Regions from separate parts of the Mus musculus genome. Here region 1 is linked to region 2. Evidence: chromatin contacts called from ENCODE Hi-C data. All regions are on one chromosome and are shown on one strand. The core of a region is the stretch at or near the end of the contact, and the rest is flanking DNA. Distances in the headings are between cores, read along the strand shown.

Evidence for each region. Hi-C counts contacts between places; a loop is a spot of excess contacts on that map.
Region 1: a map of regulatory T cell shows a loop between it and region 2 (6-fold over the local background). The contact joins the promoter of Elovl5 here to the promoter of Mapk6 in region 2. A Hi-C loop is called at or near these places in 2 of 37 maps with a recorded cell type or tissue (T-helper 17 cell and regulatory T cell).

The regions. Positions count from the first base shown.
Region 1 is chr9:77,915,695-77,921,711 of GRCm38, forward strand. Elovl5 (ELOVL family member 5, elongation of long chain fatty acids (yeast)) reads left to right here and starts at 1,671. Exons shown (of 8, transcript NM_134255.3): 1 at 1,671-1,832.
Region 2 is chr9:75,408,519-75,414,734 of GRCm38, forward strand. Mapk6 (mitogen-activated protein kinase 6) reads right to left here and starts at 1,498. Exons shown (of 6, transcript NM_015806.5): 1 at 1,345-1,498. 4933433G15Rik (RIKEN cDNA 4933433G15 gene) reads left to right here and starts at 1,666. Exons shown (of 4, transcript NR_040719.1): 1 at 1,666-2,248; 2 at 3,190-3,346; 3 at 5,780-5,858.

The sequences.
Region 1 (6,017 bases), core at 421-2,920, 2.5 Mb after region 2:
GTTCCTGAGGCCAAGAATCCAGTTCTCATGGTACCCAAAGCACTTCTCTTCCATTCCATCACTTAGTAAGCCTGGCACTGAATAGGGATTTTTTATTTGGGAAAAAAATAGCTAAGATGGGAGGTTATACAAGTTCTGTGCGTTTCTTGCAGATTTACACTTGAATTCAAAGATACTAAAATGGGGGTAGCTATGAGGCTGGTCATTTCACACCTTGTGGAGTGGAGTAAATTTAGCTGCTGTGTCAGGGAAGGTCCCGCCTGCCTCTGATTGCATATGTAAATTACACACTGGGAACCCTAGGAAGAGAAGAGTATGCCTTGCTAGTAAATAGCCTAGAGAAGAGTTAAGAATCCTGAACAGGAGGAACACGGATGGCAAGTGGAGCTGAAACAGGGATCAAACATGGCACCGCTGAGTTCATGCTTCACCCATTCAAAAAAAAAAAAAAAATGGTTAGGACTTCTTGTCATACTCCAGATTACAAAGAACTGTCGCAGATGATGCCTCGAGCCTTGTAAATGCCATTGAGGGGAGAAACAAGCTAGATTTAGTGCATTACTTGCCTACAGATCTTAGCGGTCCCTGGTATGTGAAAGCTACGAGACAATTACAATGAACACGGTGAATGCTAGGAGGCCAGGTTGCACAGATGACCACTCACATGCCACTTGAACGACACTTCCTGTATAGACAGACAGACATGCACTTATGGTTAGCACTCAGCACTGTTGCGGGGAAGGCGGTCCTTACTCAGTGTTTATAGAAATGAATGGCAACTAATTGTTATTGCTACAGCAATTTGTGAATGTTTAAATTATCTAATGTTTATAGTTTGTATATTCGTATTCCTATGACAGTGGTCTGGGTCCTGGAACATTGCTGAATATACAATAAACATTTTACTATAATTTAAAAAAAATGTTTCTACACTGAATGACTGCTTGGCTGTGTTGTGTCAGTGGGTGTAAAGCAAAGGGGGCACAACAAAAGGTTACATTTCTAACGTTTGAAGTAAGAGTTGTAGGCCTTGATTTATCAAACAGCAGCGAAAACTAGAAAGGCTCTTATGTTTGTACCTGCGTCCCTTTTAAGTCTTTGAATTTGCCCAGCTGAAAGACATTACAGTATTTCATTACAAGACTGATAATTTCGTAGAGTAGAAATATCAAAACTCCCAATAGTGTGTGATCAACCTATCCTAGAATTACGGTTGCAAAGTTCTGAGTGATTTCTGTTGCTTCAATTTGCGCAACAGCAGCTCCACCTAGGTTTTAGAACCCTTGCTAAAACCATGAAAAGGGTCCCCTTCACAATGGTGGCGAAACCCGTTAGGTGGGTGGGCACCTGCCAAAACAAAAACAAAAACAAAAAAACCACCGCCAAGCCTGCCCCTGCCCCCCGGCTGTTGGAAAGAGTTCAGGGCATCCAGAACTTCACTGTGGCTATTGCGCAGACTCTGCGTCCCACGCAGGCTTATTAGGAAGAAGCAAGAAAACTGCCCCGAGACACGTGAACCACAGGAGACCAACCCTGGCTTCCTCTGCTCACCGCATCTGATTCTGGAATTTACAATCACGAAAGTTCTATCGCCCCAGGATTGGTTCCAAGGCCGCATGACATCATAGCGCTTGATCCTGCCTCCGGGCTCGGATTGGCTGGCCGCGCCATTGTGACGTCACGGTCAGCCCACGCCGGGGTTGAAGCTGCCGGGCGCCTTCCTCTTGCATCGCGGCTGCAGCTTGCTTCTGTTCCCGCGCCCGCTTGCACATCCTCCTGCTCGCGCGGTCCTGCTGCCGTCCGGTGCTCCCCGTAGCCGCTCAGGCAGAGAGGTGAGCCGCCTGCTTCAGGAACTTGGCGGGTGCCAAGGCACTGGGGTGCGGCCAGGCTGCTGGCGCCGTGAGGTCCGGGTTGGGCGGGGGGCGGCAGGCACCGTGGCCCGGCGAGCGCGGGGCGCGGGCCGAGCGGAGCTCCGCCGGGATGGATGCTTTCGCACCTGTTCGTGGGTGGCAGCCACTTTGGCGCACTGACAGGCGCGGAGATCGCAGGGAAGGATGGCGGCGCGCTTGGATCTTCCTCCGAGCTTTCTCTGAGCGACCGTAAGGGCTGCCGAGGAGGAGTCCGCGTGGGTCCGTGCAGTACCGGGCTTTGGGGCCGCGCGCTGGCCTTTCCCTGCTTTCCTCTCCTTTGCTGCTGCCAGGGACGCCCGCTTTCCCGCGACCACTCCAGCGGGTATCTGCAGCCCAGCCTGCCCCGGGAGGGTGGAGACGCGGACGCATAGCTGCGGGTAACGGCCTGGAGTCTGCGAATCCATAAAGTGCGCTGCTCAGAGTTTTAGGGAAAGTGTCCTTTATTGTTTGCTTGCCAGCAAGCCTTCCCCTTCCCCTATCCTTGAGGTGGAGATAGTAAGGTCCAGAGAGAGTTCTTTTTAGACGATCTTGAAGCCTTCGGCACCTTTGAACTTGGCGTCCCTGCTCTAGATTACATTATGCTTATCTCCAGGCGCCTTGATTGCAAATTTGAAGGATGCATTGGATGAATTTTCGTAAGGGGAGGGGGCGATTGAAAGAATGCAACGCATGACTCCCTAGCTGGAGGATACCCGGGGAGAAGTCTGATAAGAAATTGTGGGGGAGCGAGCAGCCCTCCTCCCAAGCCTCGACTGTCTTTCTGTTTTTTTAATGTCAGGGCTGGTGGCAGGAAGTGTTTTGTACAGTTGTACAGGAGGGCCAGTGTTGTCTGTTGGTTTTGTAATTCGTTCCTCTAACCGCTTGGCAGTTATAACCTGTTGGTTTGTACTTGCAAGTCTTTGTGCTTTTGCAAAGTCTCAGGCCACAGCATTTGGGTCAAAAATCTACAGATACAGTCAGCTTTGCATTAGATGAATGCGAATGCACACCGTAGATTTTATCTATGGCTGGGCACAGGTGCATCGTTTATCTAGTCAGTCCCAGTACTGCCGGGTTTCTCTGCGAAAGCTCTGACCTTGAAAAAAAAAAAGGGGGGGGGGCTACTTTCCTTTGAGATTTTTCTCCTGATAACGTCAGTGCCAGGAACATCCACCATAGGCCATCTCCTTTTCTATTCTCTTTTTGTCTTTCAGTTTGGAACTGAAGACAGAAAGGAGGAATGTTATATACTTTCACAGAATGGAGGGTAAACTTAACCATGAATAGGAAACATGGGTGTTGGGTTTTTCAAAATAGGTAACTAGTAAGTAGTTCTTACTTGACTCGGTTTCCTTGTCAGCCAGCCGGGTCCCATGTAACTGATTTATTTATTAGGTGGTTTCAAGAGACTGTAAATGGAAGAACCCAACAGGGGGTCTGCTAAATAGTGGTTTGATAAATGTTTCCTTTTCCTTCCCTGGGATTAACAGTGTTTCTCTTGGCCAGAGCCTTAGCCTTTGGATGCCTGTTGTTCACAGAATTCTTTCCCCCAGCAGTTCCGCTAATTACTGCTTGTGCTGCTGTTAGAGGGGAAGTACTCACCTTTGTGCTAGATTTCCAACTTGAAGTCTACATACAAATCGAGGCAAAATTGCCTTGTCTTCCAGGAACTATGGCAGAGTAGAGCATATTTGTTGCCTAACAAAAAAACTCTGACACACACTAACCTTCCCAGGGGTGTGTGTGTGTGAGGTGTGTGTGTGTGTATTCTACTTTTGCCTGCCAATTCACAATATCATAGACCACTTCCTCTCAGTTGCCTGTCTTTTCCTGCATGCGTTCCCATTCAGAGGCCATTCACATGGCTGCTTTCCCCATGCCTTGTTTCTGTTTTTCCTGCTGCAGAGAGCTGAACCCAGAAGTTCACACGTGCTGAGTAAACACTGCCACTGAGCTCCTTCAATCCTGCGTCATGAACTGATGCTAAGAACAGATTTGCTAAGTGTTTCTTTCCACAAACCAGGGTCCTCTAGGGAGTCCCATTACCCATCTTTTTGTTAAAAAACCTGGAACTAGCAGCCAGGTGATAGTAGCACCTGCCTTTAGTCCCAGCACTCAGGAGGCAGAGGCAGGCAGATCTCTATGAGTTCAAGGCCAGCATGATCTACAGAGCTAGTTCCAGGGCTAGGGCTGCACAGAGAAACCTTGTCTCAAATCACCCAAACAAACAAACAAACAAACAAACCTGGAGCTAAGGCCCAGAGATGTTGACTTTCTGAAAAACACACAGCCTTATCTCCAGGATTCCAGCTTCTCACTACATCTGTCTGTTGTTGGATTGTTTGTCTAGTCAGCTACATGTCATTTATGTAATTGTGCTATTTGCTAACTTAAAATACTCTAACCATGTGCTGAACCATCTTAAACCAAACTCAGCACGTGTGAACTTCTGGGTTCAACTCTCTGAGGCAGGAAAAACAGAAACGAGGCATGGGGGAAAGCAGCCATGTGAATGGCCTCTGAATGGGAATGCATGCAGGAAAAGACAGGTAACTGAGAGGAAGTGGTCTATGGTATTGTAAGTTGGCAGGCAAAAGTAGAATACACACACACTAAACCATAGGATTAACAATTTGCTGCTTCTCAGTCTGCCTGAAGTATGTTCCTGTATTTATCCTATTCTTGATTCATTTGTTTTAAGACAGGGTCTCATTGTAGTCTAGGCCGACCTCATCTTAGGGGTTTCTGAAAGGTCAGCCCTCAACTTCTGATCCTCCTACTTCTATCTCTTAAGCACAGGGATAATAAGGTATAGGTTAACATTTGGTCTGGGCTGTGCTGGGCATGGGACCCAGGTCTGGCAAGCAGTGTACCAACTGAGGTATGTCCCCAATCCACAATTCATTTTTATTAACTTTCTGACTTAGTGGGTATGTGTTAAATATGTCCATGGCTGGGGTGTTTGGATCCAAAGATGAGTGAAGCAGTTTGTGATTCCAAAAGGCTTCTTGGTTTGGCTTACACTGGGAGCCCTTTTGTGCATACTTATTTTATACTTTACACCAAAAGAGAGCCAGAGGTAGGTTTCTGGGACACATGGCACAACTGTCCGTCAGATAGTGCAGTGCCTAATAAGACTGAATTGGTCAGGGTGCTTTTGATTCACGAAGCAAAGCCCAGTTTAAATAAGCTTACCATCGCACCTTTGTAATGGCCTTGAAAGCAAGACCTTTGCTCCAGTGCACTGCAGTCCTCTGACATGCTGGTTATAGATCCTTAGGCTCATTTTACAAGATGACTCCTAGGAACTGTCTGGATTCCCCCTGAGGTGCTTTGCTTTAAGCCTCGGCCCCTTTAAGCACGGCCAGGCAGAAGGATCCGATAACCTGGTATTCATCCCACCGGTGGGTTGACTCTCAACCTCACCTAACTGGCTGCTATACTGGCTGTTAGGGAGGGCTTGCATTAACACCAGGTTGTTGAAAATAAGGGGAAGTTTGGAGTGTGAACAAGTATGGAATCACTGAACAAGAAGGAAGTGCAGGTGACTGAAGCTGGTAGAGACAGCAGAAGTCCGACTTTAGCCTGGTTGTGCTGTAATAACGGCTAAGTTATTAAGGTGGTGGTGTCCGAGTACTAGATCACTTCCTGAGATCGGACCTCACTCAGACTCTATTAATTGATACCAGAGGATTCTTACTTTATAAGAAGATGCTCAGTTTAGATACTTGCCCAAGGTCACAACTCATGCAGCCTAGACGGTGCTGGTGCCAAATCCTGTCTTCTTTCCTGAGATGTCTCGTAACAGAATACTACAAGTAGAGCTCCCCCCCCACCCCCCCCCCCCCCCCCCGCCCCGGAGTACACTGGGTGCTGTGCTTAGGAAATAGGGAAATAGGAGTCTTGTCGGCATATAGGATGGCTTGGCTAGGATGGAGGCTCGGATTGTGGAGAGAGCCTGAGATTATGGAGCGGTAACAGTCTGGCTTACCTCCCACAATAAATGCATGTGACAGACTGAAAAAGCACAGGCTCGGGATTCGCGGTTCGAGTAAAGCACACGTGTACTAGCTAGTGTTGACGTTTGGAAAGGCATGGGCATTGGTGGGTAAAACTGGCTGCGTTGTC
Region 2 (6,216 bases), core at 248-2,747:
AATTCAAAATTATTTCCAAACACTAAAATCTGTCATTTCTAGAAACTCTCAAGCTGGGGACAATGGTGCACACGTGTTAAACCCAGCAGGAAGCCGAGGCAGGAGAATCGTTACTCAAAGCCTAGCTGGGACTACGTGGCGACTGTCTCTGCAACCAACAAAATCCCTTTGAGGACTGGACCCTGGTTAGACCCCACATTCTTCTCAAATTCTTTCCAACGCAGTTCTCCAACGTTAAAGAGACAGAACGTCAAAACCCAGAATTTTACCAAAATAAAAACGCTAGAATAATCAACAATTTATTCTGAAGCTAGCTGCTCTTCGTTTGATGGCCTGAGAACGTTTTTATTTCCCCCTCTGACAATCATCTATCTGTATCCATAAAAAGTTAATACTGCCTCCGGACTCTTAGCAACGAACACGAACTGTTTAGATACTGTAAAGAGACCTAACTCCCCTTTACCAAGTCCCTGCGCTCCATCTTTCCTACTTTCAAGTCAAAGAAAGGTAAAACACGAAAGCGATCTAAAGGAGCTTGCTGCACGCAGCTTCCCCAAGGCACCTGAGCCGGAGAGCCAAAGCCAGGCAGGAACAAAAGGCGGCCGAAAGCCCTCCACTCCTCACAACTCCCAAGTCCGATCATAACAAGCTCCAAGTGAGGAGGCCTGTAACCGGTAACGTACGTTTTCATCAGGGTGTTTTTCCGGATCACACCTTAACGTCCGGAAAGGTGTCAGGAGCCCTGTCTCAGGCCGGTCCCCGGCACCTCGTGGACCGCCAGGCACAAACTTGGGCGGACTTAGGGGCAGGAGCAGAGCGCTACGCAACGTGCCGGAGACTTTGCCCGGCCGGAGTCAGCTGAGGCCGAGTCACCCGGGCAGGCTGGGGAGGGGAGGAGACAGGAGAGCTTGAGGGAGGCAGCGAGCCAGGAAGGCAAGCCTCCACCGCCTCAAGCGCTCCTGGACCACCGCCCTCGCCTGCGCGTTGGCGGGGACTCGAACCCGCGGAACCGGGCGCGGGCGGCGGGGACTCGAACCCGCGAAGCGCAGCCCGGTGCAGGCGGCGGGGGCCCGCCAGCTATGCCTGCGGCCGGCTGCCCGGCGAGGGGCGTGCCGGGTGGGAGGGGCGCGCCGGCCGCGCCGCCAGCCCCACGCGGGGACCTGGCCCTCGCAGCCGGCCGCGCCGCCCGGGCTGAGCGGGCACACGGAACAAAAGCGTCTTTGTTGAGCGGCGGCCGCCCGGAGGGTCACACACAATGGACGCGGGAGCCGGCGCCGCCGCCGGGCCCTCTGCCGCTCCCTCCCGCGCCGGCCCGCACCCGGCCACACACACATACACACTCACGGGACTTCTCCGACTCATCGACAGAGTGCAGGGCCCGCGGACAGCCCTCAAGGTCGGCTCAGGTCTCCGGCTGTGCTGGCGGCAGCGGCGTTTCCGAGGCTCTCGCTTTGCCGCAGTCGCCGCCATGTAACCCCGACCCGCCAGAGAGGGCGCGGAGAGAAGGCGGGGCCTCGCAGAGGCACGCCCCCTCACGTCACAGGCTCACTCCACGGCGGCCCCGCCCCCGCCAGCCGGGGAGCCGCACGCGCCGGAATTTCCAACGCCCGTGACTGCGCGCGCCGCGGGGGCGGTCGGAGCTGCACGCGGCCTGCTGGCGGGTACACCCCGGCCTCAGCTGAACCACCGCCCAGAGTGTCGTACCAAGTGACCCGACAGGGCGAGCGTCTGAACGGCTGCTGGGTCCCGTGCTGTCGGGAGGAAGTGGGCGAAGGCGAATATGCTAGGCCAGATTGTTGAGCAGATAAGCTCAGGGTGGTGTTGGGAAGGCCCCTGGGATCGGTCCCCGGGGTCCGTTGGCTGCTTCTAGAAGCATCCGCGGTAACCAGGGAGGTGAATGAGTGAGGGGTCCTGGGAAAACTGAGCAAAAGCTCAGTCAGCAGGGTGGCTGGCTTGTTGAGATCGCTGAGACCAGCCAGAGTTTGACATAGGCGTGCTGAGAAAGGTAGATAGCTGCCCTTCCAGTGCTTAGATGAAATTTAAGTATTTAGGAACTTAGATATAAAAAGCACAGGGTTTGCCTGGGAGTAGTGGCACATGAGTTAACTAGTCTATGTAGTGCCAGGACAGCCTATGCTATATAATAGACCCTGTCTCAAAAGGCTGGGAGAGCTTGTTGTTGTACCCCTGTGATCCCTGTCTTGGAGACCAGAAGGATTAGAAGATACAGTTAATCCTTGGCTGCATAGTGAGTTCAAAGCCAGCCCAGACTACTGAGACCCCGCCTCACAAAAAAGAAAAATGAGAGGTTCGGTTAGCCCTTTCTATCAGTGGTAATTGACCATCCTAAAGAAAATATGGCCACTGCAGTCCATGATCCACTGTAAGCAGCAAACCCCTTTCAGAGATGACACAGTCACTTGAAGTTAAGAGCTTGAGAGGAGCTTCAATGTTTCCTAATACAGAGATACATTAAAATATATGCTTTGTGAGACAGCATCTCTCTATAACTCAGCCTGCCCTAGCACACCTAATCTCCCTGCCTTAGCTTCCCCAGAGCTTGGATTATAGGCTTAGGCAGCTGAGCCCAGCTCTATTATATTTAAAGCAATACCATCTGAATACCAGGAGAAGAGCAGTAATGCCTACAGAAAGCGAGATTTACAGCTGTTGAGTGCAGCCGGCACTGTGAAGTTCTGCTCCACCGACCCACTCTGTCCTCCCTCTAGTTCCTCCTGATGGACTCTGGGACCTCCATCTTCCTCTAATGGCTGGACCCCCCGGGGTGGTGGTGGTGGTGAGCATAAATAGCAAGCCGTATGCTTTCTCTCAGAAAGTTTATAATGCATCTCTGCTGACTTCCATTAAAGCCAGCCATATTGCTTTATAGGAGTCAAAGGAGTCCACGATGTTAAGTGTTTGTGGAATCTTAAAAGAGAGGTCAGGGTGAGCTAGGTACAAAATTTTGGAGATTTGGTTTATGATAGGCCTTTCATCAAGGGGTCTTGACTGGGACTGAGTGGTGTGACAGTTTAGGATGGGAAAGGGAAGAGTTTTGAAAGAAGTCTAGGAGAATTTAATGTTGGATAAGCCCAGAATCTTGCTGGGGGCGGGGGGTGGGGGGAGGGGGGGTGGAAGGCGAGTTTACCCTGATGAGTTTAGTCACTTATGTGTTCTTTCCAAAAATAGGCTTTGAGGAAGTCCCTGCCTGAAAGCGCGATAAGGTATTTGCAAATTCATCTTCCTGGATGAGAATTTCTTGAAGTCGGTCATGCGTATAAACCAAGTGTGGTAGTGAACGCTTGTCATCCCAGCATTCTGCAGGCTGAGACAGGAGAATCTTGAGGTGAGGTCAGCCCTTGGGGTTCCAAAGCAGGCAAGCAATCAAGCAAAAAATGAGAGACAGCAGCAGGGAGTGCGAATGACCACATTTCATTATATACGTGTATGAAATTGCCAAGGAATTTTTAGGAAGAAAAAGGTCATGTTTGTATGCACAGCTGAATTTTGTTCATGGTAATACAGCTAGGCTAGATTTTTAATCCTATTGTATGAGCATAAACATGAGTGGAGGCCACTTCCCCTAACATTTGGTTTATTTGGAAGGGGGTTGTTTTGAAAGACGTCTGTCTGTGCAGCCCCAACTGGCCTCAAGTTCACGCTCATCCTGCCTCAGTCTCCCCAATGCTCCACACCCAGCTTCTCCAAGTCGTTTTTGAAGCTGTATATGACAATTATTTAATGAGTAGGCCAATCATTTGTGTGGGTCATGACCAACAAATTTCATTACCCAGAAAAACAACCTGAATAAGAGACCATCCCCTATAAACAGGAAGGGCAACAGGGAAGCTTGCAGCTTTGTCCTACATTATAGCAAATCAAAATGCCACCAGATACAAACCAGGCCATTATTCTATGTAGTACTAAGAATGATAAAACCAGGGCTTGGGAAAAGAGAGATGACTCAGTAGCAAAAAGCAGAGTCAATTCCCAGCATCCACGTGGCAGCCCACAGCCATCCATAGCTCTAGTTCCAAGATATCCAACACCCTCCTCAGGTACATGGTGCTGTGCAGACATCCGTGCAGACAGAATACCCATGTACATTTTTTAAAAATCTCACCAGGTGGTAGTGGTACACTCCTTAATTCCCAGCACTTGGGACGCAGAGGTGAGCAGATCTCTTTTCGGGTTTAAGCAGTCTAGTCTACAGAGTGAGTTCCAGACAGCCAGTGCTACACAGTGAGACCCTGCCTCAAAGAAGCAATAAATCTTATCATAATGTCTCATTGCTATGTTCTGATTTCAGAGCTGTCGAAATGAACACAGCATTGAAGTATAGGACATTGGATCACAGTGTGAAATGAATTTGGTTTTTGCTTGTTATTGCTAGGAGAGTTTGAAGGTTGTGGAAGTGTGCAGGAGAGGCTGAACATGGCTGAAGGTGGCAGACTCTGAGCACTTTCTGAGCTGTGATGGACCAGTTACTAAGAGCTTGGGACATCAGAGAAAGCTCAACTGAAAGAGAGGGCTTTGCCTGGCCTCACCTTGGTCAGGTAGTGGCAGGACAAAAGACATTCCCAAATGAGAGAACAGACGTAAGAAGGCCTGAGCCTGCAGACCACTGCAAAGCCTGAGGAGGCTTTGCGGGAGGCCTGAGGGAGTTGGTGGCAGATAGCTTTGGTGGTCCTGCCAACAGTTTTAGGCATTAGTCTTACTAATGACATCAGGCAAGGAATTTCGGTGGTGCAGCTAATTATGGATGGTGGCAATGATGGTGATAATGATGATAACAGTGTGTGATGCAGGCCATAGAACCCAAGGCTTCTGAATGCTTAGCAGACTGCTGCTGGGCTCCCTGCCCCACCCCCAACCTGGACCTAGTTCTTTGAACTGAAAGAGCTGAAAGCCTGACATCAATGACATCAGTGGGAAGGCAGGTTGATAAGCAGAACACGGAAGACGCAGGAGAATCAATTGCTTCTGCCTAACTTTCCTTATTCTGCTAACGACACATGCTCAGGAAGGTCGTACATGGAACTCTGAGGTAAGGCTGTGCCTTGTGACTTTCCTAAAAATTGCTGAGACAAAGGAGCCTGGGGTGAACAGACGAGACAGAAGCCATCTGTCCACTGTATCTCACCTCTCATTAGAGCACACTTCACCCACAAGCACAGGTTTCTAATGGAGCTGCAGGCATCCCAGTTCATGGCTGATCAGTCCAAGGGAAGTGAGTGAGGAGGGAGCTTGCACCTCCCAGAGGCCATGCTTTCCAGTAAAACCAGAACTTGAAACACAAAGAAGCAACCAACGTGCTCCGAGACTCACAAGGCTGAAGTGCACCGTCATGGCCACTCTTGCTTTGTTTCCAGTGTTTGCCAAATACCTGTCCTGTTTACACCTTTAACCAGTCCCTCCTCTAGCTCCGGAGACTCTTGGTAGAGTGTATGTATCAAGAGGCAAGACAGTAAGGGGTAAATACGTGTTGTGCAGCTTTTCTGCTGCCCTGATCAAAACAAAACGTCAAAAATGTTTGAACTCTTGAGGCAGAGATTGTGTCCTGTTGGTACATGGAAAGGAAGCGTGCTTAGGTTTGCATGTAGAGTTTCTTTCCTACAGCATAAAAATAATTAAAGCTTCTTTCTCTAGAATCACATTAACAAATTGAAAAGAGCTTTATGTTTAATACATAAAACAGCTTAGCAGCTTTAAAAAAAATGTAAACACTGACCACCATATCCAAGCTTAGCTTTTCATTTTTTATGCTGTTTGAACAAAGGGCTTCAGAAATTCACCAGCATTGCTAAGAAATCGTCTCCCCAGCCCCCAGCCTGGCATCTCCCCGACCTCTGAAGAAGGTGAGTCAAAGAAAGACGCCCCGCCCACCCGCTAGCACTCCCTCACTTCCTCTGCACTGAGATCCACTGCTGCCTCCAAGCCAGCTGCCCCTCTTGAGGCACACTTCCTGTAGTAAACACTCACTGGGCTTCATTATTTTAAGAGTTAGGTAGTATATTAGTCAGGGTTCTCTAGAGTCACAAAACTTATGGGTAGTCTCTATATAGTAAAAGAATTTGTTGATGACTTAGAGTCTGCAGTCCAACTCCACAACAAGGGTCAGCAGCAGCTGTGGATGGAAGTCTAAGATCTAGCAGTTGCTCAGACTCACAAGGCAAGCAGGAGAGGAAGAGTCTGTCTTCCTTCTTCCAATGTCCT